Regions from separate parts of the Homo sapiens genome. Here region 2 is linked to region 1. Evidence: chromatin contacts called from ENCODE Hi-C or POLR2A ChIA-PET data. All regions are on one chromosome and are shown on one strand. Each heading gives the region's core, a stretch centred on a gene start or an enhancer-like site at or near the end of the contact. The rest is flanking DNA. Distances are from core to core; before and after follow the strand shown.

Region 1 (4,271 bases), core at 748-3,247:
AATCTATAATCATGCTGAGCACCTCGATGTCAATGTACCTCTTGGCCACTGCTTGACTTCAGTCTGTTAGGGAAGATTTGGAAAGGATCTGAGTAGGTAGCAGAGATCCAGTTAAAGATATTACATTATATTACATTATAATGTTATGTTGAATTGTATGACTTTATGTTGTGTTATATTAGTGTGTTATGTTACATTGTTTTGGTTTTTTTTTTGTTGTTGTTGTTTTGTTTTTTTGGGGTTTTTTTTTGTTTTTTTTTTTTTGAGATGGAGTTTCGCTCCGTTGCCCAGGCTGAAGTGCAGTGGCACAATCTTGGCTCACTGCAACCTCCACATCCCGGGTTTGAGCGATTCTCCTACCTCAGCCTCCCAAGTAGCTGGGATTACAGGCATGCACCACCATGCCCGGCTAATTTTTTTTTTATTCAGTAGAGACAGAGTTTCACCATGTTGGTCAGGCTGGTCTCGAAATCCTGACCTCAAATGATCCACCTGCCTCAGCCTCCCAAAGTGCTGAGATTACAGGCATGAGCCACGGGGCCCAGCCCTGTTACATTGTTATATTATTTATATTGTATTGCCTAAGACCACAAAGCTATAGTTGCAATACAGGCAAATAGCAATTTTGTCAGAATTATACTGTAGATAATTAAGGATGGAGTAAGTATTCAGGTTAAATGATACATTTTGTTTACAGTGTCTAAATTCACTGGATAATTACCCTTCTCTCACTTTCTATCCTAATCATTAAAATGTAGGGGGTGGGTTGTTTTTTTTGTTGTTGTTTTTGTTTTTGTTTTGAGACGGCATCTCACTCTGTTGACCAGGCTGGAGTGCAATGGCGTGATCTTGGCTCACTGCAGCCTCCACCTCCCAGGTTCAAGTGATAGCTGGGATTACAGGTGCCTGCCACCATGCCCAGCTAATTTGTGTATTTTTAGTAGAGATGGGGTTTTACCAGATTGGCCAGGCTGGTCTCGAACTCCTGACCTCAAGTGATCCACCTGCCTCGGCCTCCCAAAGTGATGGGATTACAGGCGTGAGCCACCACGCTTGGCCGGGTTTTAATTTTTCATTTGGCTGTTTTACAAGTTAAAGTTTGAAACTTCAAAACTTAGCCTCCTGCTTTCAGGTAAGTGTGTGAGTGTGTGTGTGAGTGTGAGTTTGTGTGTGTGTGTGTGAGTGCTTACAGACCTCAAGGAAAAGTGATTCTATTTAATACAACAAATCTTAGTAACCAGCCCTGGCATCATCAGCCTTTATTCATCCAAACATTGAAGGAGCAGATGCTCTTACTTCTCCCCTCAGGTAGTACATTTAATTCTAATAGTGATGTCTGCATAGCCTAGCTCCTGATATGAGTCTAAGGGTAGACTTTAATCTGAAATATGAATAATAGTTACCAGGAAAAGCATGCAAATAAACATGTGGCATTAACTGAGGAATCATTTCTGAAGTCACTGACTGCATTCCTGTAGTTAGAAAAGAAACCATGCACCATTCTACTTCTGAAAGATTTGTTTCAGAAGCATTAGAAATCCTAGCCAGTACAAATCAGATTAATTCGAGAATTAGCAGGGATAGGCTTTATTCTGAAATCATGAATGTTCTAATTAAGTTCAAATGTGGTTAATTCCTCTTAGGCATGTTACAATAATAAGTAGTGGACTTGATGTGGGGTGAATATCCTTGATCCCTGTCAATAATTAAATTGGTTGGCATAATGTCTAATGTTGTAAAAACCCCAATCTTCCACTTCTGTCTCATTAGCAAAAATAAATAGGCTGGTGTTAACCGCACAGACTAATAAAGGCATTCAGTATTGTTCAAGGACACGCCAAAGGAGGTCCAGGGTGCTTGTTTGCCGACAGTTGTTTATTCAGCTTGGTTTTCTTCTTCCCAAAAAGAGAGTGAGAAAACGGGGTGAGATTAGCAGCTCTCACACATTCACACTGCTGGGCAACCTGGTCACTCGCCAAGGGGCAGAGACAGGAATTGGTTCTGCGCAGCGCGGGCAGGCTGGGCGACGGCAGCCATCAGTGTCCTGTGGCCTTGGACCACCGACAGGCCCACGCTCACCTGCTTCCGTGCTTCAGGCAGAGGCAGCGCATAAACCCCAGAGGTGCGCCGGACCCCTCACACTCTCCTCATTGTGTTTGCAGAGTCAAAAGGCACATTCCTCCATCGGTGAATGAATGCCTACCCGTACTCAGGCATGAGAGGAGAAGCAAGTTTGTACCGTGGGCAGACAGTCACACTCGCCTGGCCTGTCCCAGTAAATTGTTCTCTCTTTGTGTACTAATTAGGGTGACTCAACATGTTGTTTGGGGGTGAAGACATCTGCATTCACTCTTGTTTTTTCCTTTGGTTTTCACGCACTCACTTGGCTCACCCTCACCAGGATTGGCCTGCCCTGCGCCCACCCCTACTCTAGGAGCTGAGAATACTGACGCAAATAAAGCTTACACATAAGCCCTGATTCAAGAACAGTTCTTACAGGTCTCAGCTATCTTATGCATATACTTTAGGAGGAGAGACAAATACAATTGGTTAAGTATTAAAATATCAGGTAATTGATCAATGCTATGGAGATAATTGAAATCGGATGGTGCAATCAAGTGCAGATGAGGCAGTCAGGAAAGACAAAGGGGAACTCTGAAAAGTGGAAAGAGGAAGGCAGACGTGTAAGGGACCCCAGACTGGAGGAGCACCCCAGTAGCAGGATGCCTTACAACTCCCCACCCACAGCCCAAGTGACCCGGGCCAGGTGTCTTCTCACCCACAACCTTGAACAGAAGGTGGCCCAGGTAGGCTCACTCCTCCCTCAGATCAGACAGGAGTTCTGCCAAGAGCACCAGTCAAGCCTGGCAGCACTGGCGAGGGGATTGCCAGGGAGCTCGCTGACACCAGGGCCAGGGGACCTATAGGGTCCAGCCCTACAGGGCTTAGTGAGTGTTCTCCCCGTGTGCAGAGATGAGAGATTGTAAGAAATAAAGACACAAGACAGAGATAAAGAGAAAACAGCTGGGCCCGGGGAACCACTACCACCAAGATGCGGAGACCGGTAGTGGCCCCGAATGGCTGGGCGCGCTGATATTTATTGCATGCAAGACAAGGGGGCAGGGTAAGGAGGGTGAGTCGTCCAAGTGATTGATAAGGCCAGGCAAGTCACGTGATCATGGGACAGGGAGCCCTTTCCCTTTTAGGTAGCCGAAGCAGAGAGGGAAGGCAGCATACGTCAGCGTTTTCTTCTATGCACTTACAAGAAAGATCAGACTTTTTAAGACTTTCACTATTTCTTCTACTGCTATCTACTACGAACTTCAAAGAGGAACCAGGAGTATGGGAGGAACATGAAAGTGGACAAGGAACATGACCATTGAAGCACCACAGGGAGGGGTTTAGGCCTCCAGATGACTGCGGGCAGGCCTGGATAGTATCTAACCTCCCACAAGAAGCTGGTGGAGCAGAGTGTTCTTTGACTCCTCCAAGTAAAGGGAGACTCCCTTTCATGGTCTGCTAAGTAACGGGTGCCTTCTCAGACACTGGCGTTACCGCTTGACCAAGGAGCCCTCAAGCGGTCCTTATGCGGGCGTGACGGAGGGCTCACCTCTTGCCTTCTAGGTCACTTCTCACAATATCCCTTCAGCACCTGACCATATACCCACCCGCCGGTTATTTATTGGTTGTATTAGTAATACAACAAAGAGTAATAGTAAAAGCTAATGATTAATAATGTTTATACTAATGATTGATAATGTTCATGATCATCTCTATATCTAATTTGTGTTATAACTATTCTTATTCTATTTTCTTTATTATACTGAAACAGTTTGTGCCTTCAGTCTCTCGCCTCGGCACCTAGGTAATCCTTTGCCCACAGGACCACACCACCCTCCCCCAGTGAGAGGAACCAGAGTGACGGGAAAGGGAAGCCCCACACAACCAGCACTCGAGGCCCGGCCCACTGGGAGCACTGGGTGGCCTGGCCTGGGAAAGCCCCTTGTGCCCCTTGGGTGGCACCAGCAGGTACCCGTGGGAGCTCCAGCAGCACCAGACAAACCAAGCAGACCCAAGATAGCACCATGAAGGCTCTGAACATCAAATTGTCACTGGAAGCATGGCCTGCAGAAGCGGGCCACAATCCTCACACTAAACCTAAGCAGAGCGACTGGCTGCAAAAAGGAAAGACTTAAAAAATAGGATCCAGAGACCTTCCTCTTCCTCATGAGTTTTCCAAATCACACTTGATTGAAACAAAAACGTTAGCA
Region 2 (4,271 bases), core at 683-3,182, 380 kb after region 1:
AGGGAGCCCAGGTCCACCTCCCAGGAAGGCCGGCTCCCCAGCGTCCAGCACGTGGCCTGCTCTGCAGGGGAGCGGGAGGCCGGGGTCCCCCACACAGCTTCTCTCCGTCCACCTGCGCGGAGGCTCCTGCACAGGAACCCTGGTGAGAAAACACCCGCGGTGGGAGGAGAGCGCACGCCGGTGTTGCACACGCTCCCGTGTCACTTTCCCTGGTGGTCTAAAGACATGGTATTCACTCACCAACATCCCACTGCATTGTTCGGAAATAAAAATGCCATTAGTCCTGCCTCTGTCAGGCTGAAAGCAGTCACGGCCCTGGAACCAAGAATGGCTTTTACATCTATGGAGGGTTGCAAAAGACAAACAAGGGAAGGAGGATCACTTGAGGCCATGAGTTTGAGACCAGCCCAGACAACAAAGCAAGATCTCATCTCTACAAGAAAAAAAAAAGGCCGGGAACAGTGGCTCACGCCTGTAATCCCAGCACTTTGGGGCTGGCAAATTGCTTGAACCCAGGAGTTTGGGACCAGCCTGGGCAACATGGTGAAACCCATCTCTACTAAAAAATACAAAAAAGTAGCTGCTCAGGAGGCTACGGTGGGAGGATCACCTGAGCCCTGGAAGTCAAGGCTGCAGTGAGCCGTGTTCACGCCACTACACTCCAGCCTGGGTGACAGGAGTGAAACTGTCAAAAAACAAACAAACAAACAAAAAACTAGCCTGGCATTGTGGTGAATGCCTGTATTCCCAGCTACTTGGGGCAGGAAGATCGCTGGAGCCCATGTTCGAGGCTGCAGTGTGTGGAGAGCTATTATTACACCACTGCACTCCAGCCTGGGTAACAGTGATCCTGTCTCAAAATACATACATATATCTAGCAAGTAATTCAGATCATGTTGATTTAAAGACAACACAGCTGAATATACGATGGCAAGAACAAAATGTATGACTCCAATATATAATATGAAACCTTAGAGCATTTATTCCCCTTGGCTAAGAGGGTCTGAATTCCTTTCGCAGGGCTGCCAGAACAACATCCCACAGACTGGGCAGCTTAAACAAGAGATTGAGCGTCTCGCACTCTGCAGTCTGGAAGGCCAAGGTCAAGGTGTAGGCAGGGCTGGTTCCTCAGTGGCTCTGCAGGACGACTGTGTCCCAGGCTACTTCCCTTTGCTGATCGATGGCCCTTGGCCCTCTGTGTCCTCACAGGGTGGCCCTTCTGTGCACGTCTGCATCCTGATCTCTTCTGGTAAGGACCCCAATCGGATTGGAAGAGGGCCCACCCTAATGGCCTCCTTTTGGCTTAATGATCTCTCGGGAGACCCTGTCTCCAGGTACAGTCACATTCTGGGTACTGGGAGTTGGGCTTGAACACAGGGCTTGGAGAGCACTGTTTTGCCCATAACAGGGCCTCTGGGGAAAAGTTCAAAAATCTGTCAAAAGAAGGAGAAGACAGGAGAATCGCATCGCTTGAACCCGGGAGGCGGAGGTTGCAGTCAGCCAAGATTGCGCCACTTCACTCCAGCCTGGGCGACAGAGGAAGACTCTGTCTCAAAAAAAAAAAAAAAAAAAAAAAAAAAGAACGGTAGATCCTTCTGTTCTGCCTGGAAGGTTGTCCACGAGGCCTTAGTGAGTGAAAGAGCCGTTCTGGGGGCGTCTAAACTGTATGTTCCCATGTGTATGTTCAGGCTACTGACCTGTAGCTCGAGTGGAATTGCAGGGGCCTGTCTGCATCATAGACAGGGCACACTTTGAATTTTCCTGACAACGTGCGTTTTATCTATTATAGGCACACATTTTAAAAACTGGAAATGGAAACCAGAGCAAACACACGAAAACAAAAACCCCCAAACAGATGAGTAAGGGAAACCACTCAGTATGTGTAAACCGTGCCACCAACGTTCCAGTTCACAGCAGCCAGATCACAGGAAGCTGCCTGGCACAGGCGCCCACTTCCTGGTGTCGGGTGGCCCAGAAACCGCCTTGTCATCAGCGTTGCTTGGTGAGCACAGCCCCAGGCACAGCCCCAGGGCTCGACTGTCTTTCTGAGCCCAACTCCCTCCTGGTGGGAACATTCAGTATGTCTTCCTCGGAGGAGGCCATGTCAACCCTGACCCAGCCACTCCCTCTATCTTCTTCTTCTTCTTCTTCTTCTTTTGAGACTGAATGTCGCTCTGTCGTCCAGGCTGGAGTGTCGTGGTGTGATCTCGGCTCGCTGTAACCTCTGCCTTCTGGGTTCAAGTGATTCTCCTGTCTCAGCCTCTCAAGTAGCTGGGACTACAGGCACGAGCCACCATGCCCAACTAATTTTTGTATTTTTAGCAGAGGTGGAGTTTCACTATGTTGGTCAGGATGGTCTCGATCTCTTGACCTCATGATCTGCCTGCCTCGGCCTCCCAAAGTGCTGGGATTACAGGCATGAGCCACCACGCCCGGCCCTGTATTTTTTATTTTTTATTTTTTATTTAGTAGAGATGGGTTTTTCTCATGTCGCCCAGGCTGATCTTGAGCTCAGGCAATCCACCTGCCTTGGTCTCCCTAAATGCTGGGATTATAGGCACGAGCCGCTGCGCCCGGCCGATCTGCCCTTCTTTTTTTGTTTGTTTGTTTGTTTGTTTGTTTTGAGACGGAGTCTCCCTCTGTCTCCCAGGCTGGAGTGCAGTGGCGCAATCTCAGCTCACTGCAAGCTCCGCCTCCTGGATTCAGGCCATTCTCCTGCCTCAGCCTCCCGAGTAGCTGGGACTACAGGCACCTGCCACCACGCCCAGCTAATTTTTTCGTATTTTTAGTAGAGACGGGGTTTCACCGTGTTAGCCAGGATGGTCTCGATCTCCTGACCTCGTGATCCGCCCGCCTCAGCTTCCCAAAGTGCTGGGATTACAGGCATGAGCCACCGCGCCCGGCCTCTGCCCTTCTTTTCAGTTGCTGCATAGTCTCCATTGCATGGTCCTACTGTGTCCATCTCATCAGTTCCTTAGGAATTAGTGCTTAGGGTAGCTGCAGTCTCTGCCACTCTCACCATGGCTGCAGAGCGTGTCCCGGCATATATTTAATGTGTTTCACTTTGTCTACTCCTGCAAATGGATCTGCAGACGTTCCTGTCAGTGGAATTGTTAGGTCAAAGACGATGCATGTCTTCCTCTGAGTATTGATTGTCACGTCTCTCACACTGACATATGCTACTGATTGCAAATCTATGTGGATGCTGCTGTATCAAATAACATTCAAATTAGTCGCAAAGGAAAAGAGAGATGGATTCCTTTCATATGAATTGTCCAACATAGGCAGGTGCACGGGGACAAAGTGGAAGAAGGGGAGAGCCTGTGATGGATCTGAGGTGGTTGTTGTTTTTGTTTTGTTTTACTGCTCCTTGTGGGGTAGGTCCTCCTCGTAGACAGTGTGCCCAGCATAGCCCAAGGTTTCTTTCTTTCTTTTTTTTTTTTCTTTTTGAGACAGAGTCTCACTCTGTCGCCCAGGCTGGAGTGTAGTGGTGGGATCTCGGTTCACTGCAACCTCCGCCTCCCGGGTTCAAGCGATTCTTCTGCCTCAGCCTCCTGAGTAGCTGGGACTACAGGCATGTGCCACCGTACCTGGCTCATTTTTGCATTTTTGGTAGAGACGGTGTTTCACCATATTGGCCAGGCTGGTCTTGAACTCCTGACCTTGTAATCCGCCCACCTTGGCCTCCCAAAGTGCTGGGATTACAGGCATGAGTCACTGCGCCCGGCCTGCTTTTCATATTTTAGAGATGGGTCTGGTGATGTTGCCCAGGCTGGAGGGCACTGGCCATGGTCAGCACAGAAGCTCTTAACCTGCTCCTGTTCCCCGCTGACATGGGCTCGTTCACCCCACCTTGGGCAACCTGGTGGCCCCCAGCTTCCAGAGGTCACCATATTGATGCTGAATTTAGCATGGACACCTAATCAATTTAACACACTGCAGCCTCAAGCTCCCGGGCTCACACAGTCATCCTACACTCCTGGCAATTCTGTTTTAGGAATTTAACTTTAGGAGATAGTAAAAGATAACTTCTTTTTTTTTTTTTTAAGTTGAGACAGGGTCTCGCCTTGTCTCCAGGCTGGAGTGCAGTAGTGCACTCACGGCCCACTACAACCTCAGCCTCCTGGGCTCAGGAGATTCTCCCACCTCAGCCTCCTGAGTAGCTGGGACTACAGGCACGCGTCACCATACTCAGCTAATTTTTAAATTTTTTTTGTAGAGATGGGGTCTCGTTATATTGCCCAGGCTGGTCTGGAAATCCTGGCAGCAAG

What was found. Hi-C counts contacts between places; a loop is a spot of excess contacts on that map. ChIA-PET counts read pairs that join two places held with the same protein, here RNA polymerase II (POLR2A). Pooled maps may share reads with other maps.
Region 2: a pooled map shows a loop between it and region 1 (7-fold over the local background). The contact joins two enhancer-like sites. A Hi-C loop is called at or near these places in 3 of 37 single-sample maps with no recorded cell type and 10 of 50 pooled maps. POLR2A ChIA-PET finds 5 or more read pairs at or near these places in 2 of 52 experiments (activated T-cell and endothelial cell of umbilical vein).

The regions. Positions count from the first base shown.
Region 1 is chr7:156,917,459-156,921,729 of GRCh38, forward strand. It overlaps LOC102723795 (a long non-coding RNA gene), which reads left to right. Exons shown (of 4, transcript XR_928253.3): 4 at 3,833-4,271. Among named protein-coding and RNA genes, the nearest start is that of LMBR1, 26 kb to the left of the region's middle. RefSeq lists enhancers at 1,356-1,415, 1,436-1,505, 3,514-3,653. Within about 2 kb of position 1,998, at least 3 of the 41 ENCODE cell types and tissues checked have a DNase peak (open chromatin) inside an H3K27ac peak, as active enhancers do.
Region 2 is chr7:157,300,644-157,304,914 of GRCh38, forward strand. No RefSeq gene overlaps it. Among named protein-coding and RNA genes, the nearest start is that of DNAJB6, 34 kb to the right of the region's middle. RefSeq lists a silencer at 812-1,106 and enhancers at 1,688-1,817, 2,028-2,297. Within about 2 kb of position 1,933, at least 17 of the 41 ENCODE cell types and tissues checked have a DNase peak (open chromatin) inside an H3K27ac peak, as active enhancers do.